Regions from separate parts of the Homo sapiens genome. Here region 1 is linked to region 2. The links are chromatin loops, found by intact Hi-C in ENCODE. Cell type or tissue: heart left ventricle. All regions are shown on one strand. Links, peaks and the distances in the headings refer to the core of each region. The heading gives the core; the rest is flanking DNA.

Evidence for each region. Peaks named below come from ENCODE experiments on the same cell type or tissue, not always from the same donor. Only the 100,000 strongest peaks of a DNase experiment are listed, where the experiment ranks them.
Region 1: a loop joins it to region 2, with 11 times the contacts of the local background. A loop is called at or near these places in 43 of 110 quality-filtered maps.

The regions. Positions count from the first base shown.
Region 1 is chr11:61,749,240-61,754,610 of GRCh38, forward strand. It overlaps MYRF (myelin regulatory factor), which reads left to right and starts at 3,397. Exons shown (of 27, transcript NM_001127392.3): 1 at 3,397-3,551. The coding sequence starts at 3,506. MYRF-AS1 (MYRF antisense RNA 1) reads right to left here. Exons shown (of 4, transcript NR_026882.1): 4 at 4,790-5,206. RefSeq lists an enhancer at 1-509 and silencers at 3,187-3,326, 3,447-3,546. In heart left ventricle, for the core only: a CTCF peak has its summit at 3,206; a DNase peak (open chromatin) is centred at 3,302; H3K4me3 peaks cover 1,085 bases; H3K27me3 peaks cover 501 bases.
Region 2 is chr11:62,105,846-62,111,216 of GRCh38, forward strand. No RefSeq gene overlaps it. Among named protein-coding and RNA genes, the nearest start is that of INCENP, 15 kb to the right of the region's middle. In heart left ventricle, for the core only: CTCF peaks have their summits at 2,345 (motif pointing left) and 2,545; no DNase peak of the experiment used is centred there; H3K27ac peaks cover 1,323 bases.

The DNA of each region.
Region 1 (5,371 bases), core at 277-5,276, 360 kb before region 2:
GGACAGTTGCTCCTTTGCTCAGTGACCTAGTGTAACAGGGGAGATGGCAGGGCCTGAGCTCCCTTAGCCAGGTCAGCTGCTACAGGGTTAACAGGAGGCTCCATTCCACCCCTTCCAACTTCAAGGCTACCCTAGAGATTGAATAATCTATACTCTTAATTGATTATAATGCAATGGAGTTGGGGCGTTAGGGACAAAGTACGAGTCTTCCCTTCTACCTCCAGCCCTTGCTGACCAGGACAGGGACAATGTGTAGCTCAACGGATGGTGGTGAGAACTTAGATGATGGTCAGTTATGCAGTATGTGGGATACGGAGGAAAGATCCGTGGGTATGTGGAGGCTTGTAGAGAAGCTGGTTCTGTGGCTGGTCCCAGGCGACTCGTAATGTAAATCCGTTTCTCAGAATCGCGTGGTGTAGGCGGGTGTCTACTTTGTCCGCAGGCAGGCCTGACCCCGGGTGGAGGAGGGGCAGGGTGGAGAATAACAATTGTCTTAAGGGAGTCTGCGGAGGGAGAAAAACCTCTGGGGTGTATCAGCTGGAAAAGAATAGGAGTCTCAGTGTGGCCCCTCTCCCCCCTCTCAGCCCAGCCCCTGCGGGGGCGGTGAGGGAGCTGCGGTCAGCACACACAGCTGGGGCCTCCAGCAAAATCCCATTCTATATATCTAAGAGCAACAGCTCTGAGAGCGGCCCCCAGAGGGACAAAACCTCATTGTGAGGCACCCGCCGGCCTCAGCACCCCCTCCCCCAACCCCAGAACTGTCGTGGCATTGACCCTTTTCGGCGGGCCACCATGGGCCTGCTGACTGGGCCACATCTGGGGCTCAGGCATTGGCTGCCCCTCCCCCACGGCTGGCCACTGAGAACTGACAGGGAGGCTGGGGTGGGAGCGGCTTCCAGGCCTCTCACCCCATCCCCACGGGGTGGCCTGGCTTGTGCCCCACCCTCCCTGGGGATGCTGCAAGGCAGAGGTGAGAGTCCGAAGCTGGCTACGTTGGCATCTTGATCTGCCAGCAGTCCCCCACACCTCTGGCCTCTGTTTAGTGGCTTGTCAAACAGTGGTTGGGTGGGGTAGGTTTTTCCAGCTTTTACGTGCTGCCTTGAAGGGTCCCGAGAGGCTTCAAGTTGAGCCACTCTGAAGCGGGATGATTCTCTAGGTCTGGGATTCCAGAATTATCCGCTCCCAAGGTTTCAGAGGTCCAGGATTCTGTAGATTTTTGTTTGTTTGTTTGTTTGTGTTTGGAGACAGGGTTTTGCTCTGTCGCCCAGGCTGGAGTGCAGTGGTGCAAACATGGCTCACTGCAGCCTCACTGCAGCCTCAACCTCCTGGGCTCAAGCGATTCTCCTTCCTCAGCCTCCCCAGTAGCTGGGATCACAGGCATGTGCCACCGTGCCTAGTTAATTTTTTAATTTTTTGTAGAGACAGGGTCTTGCCATGTTGCCCAGGCTGGTCTCGAACTCCTGGCCTCAAGCAATCCTCCTGCCTCAACCTCCCAAAGTGCTGGGATTACAGGTGTGAGCCACTGGAGCCTGACTGGATTCGGTAGTTTGAAGATGCCACCATACATTCATTCAACACATTTATTGAGCACCTACTGTGTGCCAGGTCATGTTCTTGGTGTTGAAGCTATAGCAGTGACCGATACAGAAAAATATCTTGCCCTCGTAGGGCTTCCATTCTAGAGCAAGAAGGATAATAACAGAAACTAAATAGGAATCTTTTACATGGTGAGCAAGAAAGGCCTAGGTAGGGAGAACTGCTTTAGGTAGGCTGGTTGGGGACATGACATTTGAGCTGAGACCAACTGCTACAAAGAAGTAGCCATGTGGAGACAAGCATTGTAAACAGATGGAATAGCATGTGCCAAGGCCCTGTGGCAGGTGTAGGCCTTGCATGTTTGAGCAATGGCAAGGAGGTCTTGGTGGCTGTTATTCAGTGAGCAATGGAGAGAGGGGAAGAGCTGAGGCCAGTGGTAGAGGCGGGGCCTGAGAAACCAGAGCAAGACATTCAGATATTGTTTTGAGTGCAAAGGGAAACTTAGTTTTGCAAAGGAATGACATGATCGGATGTATGTTTCAGAAAGGGTGATTTGGGAGAACTGAAGGGGATATCAGTGAGACGAGAGGCTGTGCAAGTTGGGCAGGACAGAGATGTGGAGGCAGTCAGTCATAAGGGTGAAGGCAGGGGCACAAGGACAACCGCTTTATCCTGGACTTATATCGAGTTAGAACCTCCAGGTTTCATTATACCAGACAGGGCCACGGCAAAGGAGAGTTCGGATTCCCGGGGCAGCCAGGATTTGGCTCTGAACTTTAATGACCTTGAAACTCTTAGGCAGGGCGGGGAGCGGTGGCTCATGCCTGTAATCCCAGCAGTTTGGGAGGCCAACGTGGGCTGATCACCTAAGGTCAGGAGTTCGAGACCAGCCTGGCCAACATGAGGAAACCCCGTCTCTACTAAAAATACAAGTTAGCCCAGCGTGGTGGCGCCTGTAATCCCAGTTACTGGGGAGGCTGAGGCAGGAGAATCGCTTGAACCGAGGAGGCAGATGTTGCAGTGAGCTGAGATCGCGCCATTGCACTCCAGCCTGGGCGACAGAGCCGAACTCCATCTCAAAAAAAAAAGGAGCTTTTAGACCTGCATTGTCCAATACCACAGCCACACGTAACTGTTTAATTACAATTAAACAAAATGAAAAAATCAGTTCCTCAGTCTCAATAGGCACATTTCCAGTGCTCACTTGTGGCCAGTGACTACCATACTGAACAACACAGGGAACATTTCCATCATCACAGCCACAGGACAGGGCTTCCTGGCAGTCCTTAATGCATTGAGCCTCAGTTTCCCCATCTGTAAAATGCAGGTAACAACAGCATCTCCTTGATAAGGTGCCTGTGAGGAGTACATGAGATAATGCCTGTGTGGCCTGGCACATAACACACGTTCCCTAAATGCAGGTTGTTATTGTTGCTGAGCGGGGTGTGTGGGTGGCTAACGAGAGGGATGGGGGCTGTCTCTGAGGTTTGGATTCGGAATCGTGACATCTTGTCCCGTGCAAGACGAAGGCGAGGACGGCGAGGGCACACCCTTCCAGTCCCGACCCCACAGAGGCCAAGCGGCCCTTCGCCCCCACCCCGACCCGGGAAGGCCCCGCGCCCCTCAAGCCTGGGACGGTCTCGCGTCCCCCGACCCGGGACGGCCCCGCGCCCCGCAAGCCTAGGACTGCCCAGCGCTGAGCGCCGCCTGCAGGAGTCGGGAGCGTGGTGCCCGCGGCCGGGCTGGGCGCGGCGCGGGCCGGCAGGGGGCGCTGGGCGCGGCGGGCGGGGCGCGTGGGGCGGGCAGGGGCCGGGCCAGGGACGCGCGGGGGGCAAGCGCGGCGGCGGACCGGGCGGGACCGTAGCCGGAGCCCAGCCGGGACTGTCGCGCGGGCCGCGCCGGCGATGCCGCGCCCCCGGGCCGGGCTGTAGCGGGGCCGCGGCTGGAGTGTGCGCCGGGCAGGCGGGACATGGAGGTGGTGGACGAGACGGAGGCGCTGCAGCGCTTCTTCGAAGGTGAGAGACCGCGGGCTGGCGGCGGCGACCCTCTGGCGCTGGGAACCCCCGGCTGATCTCCCCGGGAACTGGGGCTCCTCGCTGTGTTTCCGCCTCCTCTGGCTGGGACCCTCCTTCAGGCTGGCACCAGCCCGCCAAGACAGGCTCCCGGGGCTGGGAGTCCCCCAGCGGTTACCACCCACCGCCGCTGAAGTTGGGCTCCCCCTCCCCGCTCCTCAACTCGCAGCTTCCTTGGGACTGTGTCCCCTTCCAGGTCCGGACTCCTTTGAGCCTTCCAGGACCCGGAACTTTCCCTAAATTGTGACACTCTCGCCCCCAGCAAACTTCCCGAGTCTGGGGACCCTCTACTTTGCTTCCCCAGAACCCCAAGCGGGATACAACCCCATTCAAGGCCCAGACCCCCGGTGTGCCTTCTAGGACCTTCCGTACCTCTTGAGGCTGGACCCCAGCCTGCTTCCCAGAATCTGTGACCCCCGCCTAGAGACCAAGACCCCCTGTGTGCCCTTCTGGTTGGCGCCATCCCCCATGACTTCTAGGAGCTGGGACCTCCCCACTGTGCTTCCATGAGGGTAGGACCACTTTCGAGCCTGGATCCCCTTGGAGACTGCCACCTGCTTTCCACAATGCTGCCTAGTGACTGCTCTCCTGTTTGGGGCTGGGACCCCCCTCCCTAGCATGCTCTCCTGGGGCTGGAACCTTCTTGAAGCTGACATCCCTGCCACCGGTCACCTCTGCTCTCTGAGACCCTTCTAGTGCTGTGAACTGCATCCCACCAGCCCTCTGAGGCTCCTCAGCACTATGTCCCCCCAACCCTGGAGCTGTGCCTCTCTGACCTCGCCCCCTCAAAGAGTGACCTCACCCCCACTTGACCGAAAGGAGCCCTCTGGGGTGGAATTGACATACACCCCATAATATCTTCTTCTGCCCCCACCCCTACATTGGTTTTGGAGGTCTGCTCCTCCATCTAACCAACTCCCTGTCTTTTCCTGGACGACCCCTGCCCCTCCTGCAGGGCCACCACTCCTCCTGGTGCTGGGTTCTGGAGGGATGGGACCGCAGTGGGAGGGGGAGGGGAAGTTCTGGCTGACTGCCTCCCAGCCCACTCCGCTTCTCAGAACCTCCCTGGAACATCTAGCCAGACCCTCTGGCCCCCTTTTGTGCCCCTGTCTACCAATGCAGCGAGCCCAGCCCCTGCCCCGAGCTCCCTCTAGTCCCTAAGGCCACATCCTGCTCCTTGGTGCATTGAGAACCTTCCCTTCATGTGTGAACCTATCAGGGCTACAGGGCAGGGAACCAAGGCCCAAGTTTCAAGCCCCAGATTCCTGTGGAGTCCTGTGGAGGAGAGAAGCAGGTCTTCCGGTGCCTCAGTTTCTCTCCCTCTGTGACTTGGGAGGCAGGAACCCTTGTTCACACCTGCTGGCTGAGCAGCCCAGGCAGGGGCACCCCTAAGCCTCAGTCATCCCACTCCAGGATTCTGGACACCCCACAGACCCAGAACCCAAGAGTTCAGGCTTGGACTAGATTGAATGGTTGACTCTGCATCAGGTGGGCCATCTGAGGGTCTTAGGCAGCCCTGCATCTGTCCCGGGGCTCTGGCTCTCCCCAGACACTGTTGATCCATAGGAGCTCTCGAGGGGCCTGACGCGGTTTGAGACCTTCAGGGAAGAGGGGACCAGACATTCGTGCTTGCTTGGGTTACTGTCTGGAGTGCCTTGAGCCTGCTAGGTACCCAGAGGACCCGCAGGCCAGGCTCCCTTGACCTCCACACTGCCTGCCCCAGGACGCTGGGCCCTGACAGAGAGCAGAGGGGTGGGCCTGGC
Region 2 (5,371 bases), core at 207-5,206:
GAGTACATCAAAGCGAGAATTCTGAATTCTCCATTTATCTTCAGATTTATCACTCCCTCCCTCTGTGCCCTTCTCTGCATCTGCTGTATGTGAGTATGGAGAGTCCACACAATTCAGTCTGTACCAGTGGTCTAGGTTTTCAACTACATCTCATTGGTCAAGCATGTTTGCATTCACAGAAGGAACCCTACCCCCATTTTTGTTTTCCTGTTTTATTTTTAGTACATTTTAGGCCTTAAGAATGTAGGGTTTTTTTGTTTGTTTTTTTTTCCTATGAGACGGGAGTCTTGCTCCATAACCCAGGCTGGAATGCAGTGGCATGATCTCGGCTCACTGCAACCTCCCCGTCCCGGGTTCAAGCGATTCTCCTGCCTCAGCCTCCCATGTAGCTAGGAATACAGGCATGCACCACCATGCCTGGCTAATTTTTTTTTTAATTTTTTTTTTAATTTTTAGTAGAGACGGGGTTTCACCATGTTGGCCAGACTTGTTTTGAACTCCTGACCTCAGGTGATCCGCCCACCTTGGCCTCTCAAAATGCTGGGATTACAGGCATGAACAACCATGCCTCACCAATAGTGTTTTATCATACAGAAATAGAAATTACAAATCTCTCAGGAAGTTCTTTGGAAGTGCAGCTTTAAAGACATACTTTTTGACCCCCACTGTTTTCTTTTGCCCAGCTTGGATATGTGTTCTGCCTTCATTGTCTCTTCAAGGAGGCATTCACAGGCAGCAGAGCTCTTTTGTGGAGGAACTTTTATAACATTGTCAGTTGCTTTAAGCAGACGTTCTCAAGGCTGATCTGTAGGCTGGATCCAGTGGCTGACAAGGATTTTACTGATTTGTACAATACGAGAAAAATAAGAACAATGCAATGAGTTTTTCATAAAGGAATTTTTTTTTTTTTGAGATGGAGTTTCACTCTTGTCGCCCAGGCTGGAGTGCAGTGGTGCAATCTTGGCTCACTGCAAACTCTACCTCCTGGGTTCAAGTGATTCTCCTGCCTCAGCCTCCTGAGTAGCTGGGATTATGGGTGCCCACCACCATGCCTAGCTAATTTTTGTATTTTTAGTATTGATAGGGTTTCACCATGTTGGCCAGGCTGGTCTCTAATTCCTGACGTCAGGTGATCCGCCCGCCTCGGCCTCCCAAAGTGCTGGGATTACAGGTGTGAACCACCGTGCCTGGCCTCATAAAGGAATTTATTTGTGTCACTTTGACGTATTCTGAGATTGCATGCCCTCTTCTTTTTGAGTTTAAATGTCTTTTATAATAGTAGGATAATAAGAGATAGGTGTTAAAAAAAAACCCATACATATTTACTTAATAAAATTAACTCAATGCTTAAACGTATTTGCAAATTTTGCTACTCTGTGAAATCCAAAAGTCCAGAGAACTACCATTTTAATGAATGCAACTTGAGATTTAATGTGATACAATGGATTTAATAAGATTTAATTAAATTCCATTCTGATGAGAAAGTTTTAGATAATCCAGCTCTCCATATTCAGAAAAGTCAACCTACCAGCCCAATTTAATGCTTAGATCCACCACAGGGAAGCAGAAATCAGTCTGGATAATGAAGACCAGAGAGCCAGACTCTTAGACCTAAAGGAACTTCAGAGATCACGTCTCATCATACAGCTGAGAAAATAGACTTGATGGTTTGTATTCCTGGTCCTGCCATTTACTTGCCATTGCCTTGAGCTAGCTACTCACCACAACTGCAAAGGGTCCCTTCAGGTCTGAAATTCTGAAACTTAACAAGTAACATATTAAGAAAAAGAGATGAGGCCGGGCACGGTGGCTCACACCTGTAATCCCAGCACTTTGGGAGGCTGAGGCAGGCGGATCGCTTGAGGTCAGGAGTTCCAGAACAGCCTGGCCAACATGGTGAAACCTCGTCTCTACTAAAAATACAAAAAGTAGTCGGGCGTGGTGGCACATGCCAGTAATTCCAGCTACTTGGGAGGCTGAGGCAGGAGAATCGCTTGAACCTGGGAGGCGACAGTTGCAGTGAGGTGAGATTGCACCACTGCACTCCAGCCTGGGTGACAGAGTGAAACTGTCTGAAAGAAAAAAGAAAAAGAAAAAGAGATCCATCCTCATGGGTAAAGGGTAAAATCCAGGGAAATTCAAGCTGATGCAGAAAACAACAAAATACTCATTTTTTTATTGCCCCAAATGGCCACGATTCATAAGGCTTTATTGTAGCTTGGTATGGAGGGGAAAACCAGATTCCTTATCCCACCCACCTGCCTCTTGCTTTCCTAATAAAGGTGTCATGGTAGTTCAAGGCCTGCGGATCAGTGGATCCAAATGCGAACAGTTACTGCCCCCTAGTGGATTTACAGTATGGTGCTCATTTATAAATTCAGATTAAAGCTTGACTGCCCTGTTGCTGAAAGAATTCATCTTTGGCGGTGGAGGGACCTTAAGAAGCCACCTTCATTTTTATGTTTTAACATGTTTTAATGCCCTCATTCTGCAGATGGGGACACTGGTCCTCTAAGTCACGTAGGTGCCCCAGGGCTTTTTGTTCCAAGTCCGGGGCCCACGCCACTGCACCACAGTTTCATTAGGCTGCACGAGCTCCAGCTATTTCTGGAGTTGCTGGGGAACTACCATGACCCGTCCTTCTGTGGCAGGGAAAGCAAGATACCACCTCATGTTTGGTTTGCCTCCCACTGCGACTTTTGCTGTGGAGGACACCTCTGACACAGCTACGTGACCTAGTAAGGCACACAGGGAGAATGCCGTGTGATCATGAAGGCAGATTTTCAGCAAAACACCAGAGCCAGGCCAGTGTGGTGGCTCACGCCTATAACCCCAGCACTTTGGGAGGCGGAGGCTGGTGGATCACCTGAAGTCAGGAGTTCAAGACTAGCCTGACCAACATGGTGAAACCCCATGTACTAAAAATACAAACATTAGCTGGGTATGGTGGCGGCGCCTGTAATCCCAGCTATTTGGGAGGCTGAGGCAGGAGAATCATTTGAACCCAGGAGGTGGAGGTTGCAGTGAGCTGAAGATCGCACCATTGCACTCCAGCCTGGGCGACAAGAGTGAAACTCCATCTCAAAAAAAAAAAAAAACACAATAACAACAACAAAACACCAGAAGCCACGACAGCTGCACCAAACAGATTCACCCTCATGGCTCTCAGAAGGGGCTGACCCAACCAACACCCTGATCTCAGACTTCTGACTTCCACAATCGTGGGATTACACATTTCTGCGGTCTAAGCTGCTCCGTTTGTGACACTGTTACAGCAGCTCTAGCAAGTGAATACAGATTTTGCAGAGATTTATCCCTCAAACACTTTTCAGTGGTTACTTTGATTTTGCTGAACCAAATTAAGTTGACTTCCCCAAAGCAGCCAACGACTGGAAAACTTCAAATTGTAAGGATATGTGAACTTCGAATCTCCAGTCCAGTGACTCATCCTGAGCAGGAATTCCTTATACAATGTCTTTGTCAGCCAGGGTAAAAAAGGGTGCTGTGCCCTTACAAAGAAAGTATGACAAAGAAACAGAGAAAGCTGGACTGCCCACAGCCAGACAAACTATTCTGTAATAGAAGTTAGGCTTAGAATGCAATGAAGAATTAACGTGCTCGACTACCTTCAATACTTGGAGCTACAGAGAGGTGCTTCTGATGAAGCTGGAAATGAGGAAAACGGAAAACACAGTTGTCACCTGGGAGCTCAACTCTGAGATCACTTATAAGGGATCAGAGCAGAGACACGCAAGGTCACCTGAGCAAAGCAAAAGGAAAGTCAGAGAAGCAAATGTTGGCATTTCCTATCCAAGCGCTGTATAAGGGAGAATGAGTTTCAGTCACCAAACCTGAAGTATCTCCTGTTCTAAAGGACAGGTTCTCCTTTTAGGTGGAGATAGATGCAGGGAGTTATGGCTGGAGGACTTCATGTATTTCTGATTCCATCGGCAAGACTCTCTCTGATATAAATGGAATGCACTAAGCTGTCATAGTTTGATGCCATTAACCATTCCTCGAATTGGCCTTCTTCCTTCATGATCACATGGCGTTCTCCCTGTGTGCCTTACTAGGTCCTTGGCTGTGTCTGAGGCGTCCTCCATAGTTTGATGCCATTAATAATTCCTCTAATTGGTAAATATTCCTCTAAACTATTAGCAACCCCATGCTAACTCCGTGAGTACTGACAACCTTCAGATTATCCGTGGCTTCCATTGTGCCTTAGAGAGAGAACACACTGGATTGCCCCCAGGTTAACTGGCTACTCATGACAATAATTCTTCATACTAAACCCTCAATAAAAGCCTCTGGCCAGGTGCAGTGGTTCACGCCTAAAATCCCAGCACTTTGGTGGGCCAAGGCAGGAGGATTACTTGAGGCCAGTAGTTTGAGACCAGCCTGGGCAACATGGTGAGACCACATCTCTACAAAAAAGTAAAATATTACCTGGGTGTGATAGCATGTGCCTGTAGTTCCAGCTACTTGGGAGGCTGAGGCAGAGGACTGCTTGAGCTCCAGAGGTTGAGGCTGCAGTGAGCTATGATAATGCCACTGCACTCCAGCCTGGGTGCCAGATTGAGATCCTCTCTCTGGAAAAAAAAAAGGGGCTGATTATCATTTTCCTCATGTGCTCTGCTTATGAAAGAGACTGAACAATAATATGCACACAAACATTCTAGTCTGATGAAATTTTATTCTTTACTGCAAGTTGATAAAAGGCACTCTTTTATTCTTTTTTATTTTTATTTTTATTTATTTATTTTTTTTTTGAGACGGAGTCTTGCTCTGTCGCCCAGGCTGGAGTGCAGTGGCACGATCTTGGCTCCCTGCAAGCTCCGCCTCCCAGGTTCACGCCATTCTCCTGCCTCAGCCTCCCGAGTAGCTGGGACTACAGGCGCCCGCCACTATTCCCGGCTAATTTTTTGTATTTTTAGTAGAGACAGAGTTTCACCGCGTTAGCCAGGATGGTCTCGATCTCCTGACCTCGTGATCCACCCGCCTCAGCCTCCCAAAGTGCTGGGATTACAGGCGTGAGCCACCGCGCCCGGCAAAAGGCACTCTTTTATTAACCTTCCGTCTGCACATTTTTTAGTTGGTGTAAATGAGCCTCTCAGCCATCACCATCATCACAGGGCAACAACTAACAAGAGGGAGCCTTTGAGACTTCAACACACAGGCCCTCAAATAAAACACAGCATGGGTGACTTCTGCTATCATCTATGGTGGAGGAACCGGTACAGAATTAGCCTTCCCACCATAAACTACAGAAAAACTAGACAAAAAATATGAGGCAACTCTTCCAGGCACTGGATCACAGGAAGAGAAAGAGTGTAATTCTGGAAAGAATGGGGTTTGAGACCAGCTTGGCCAA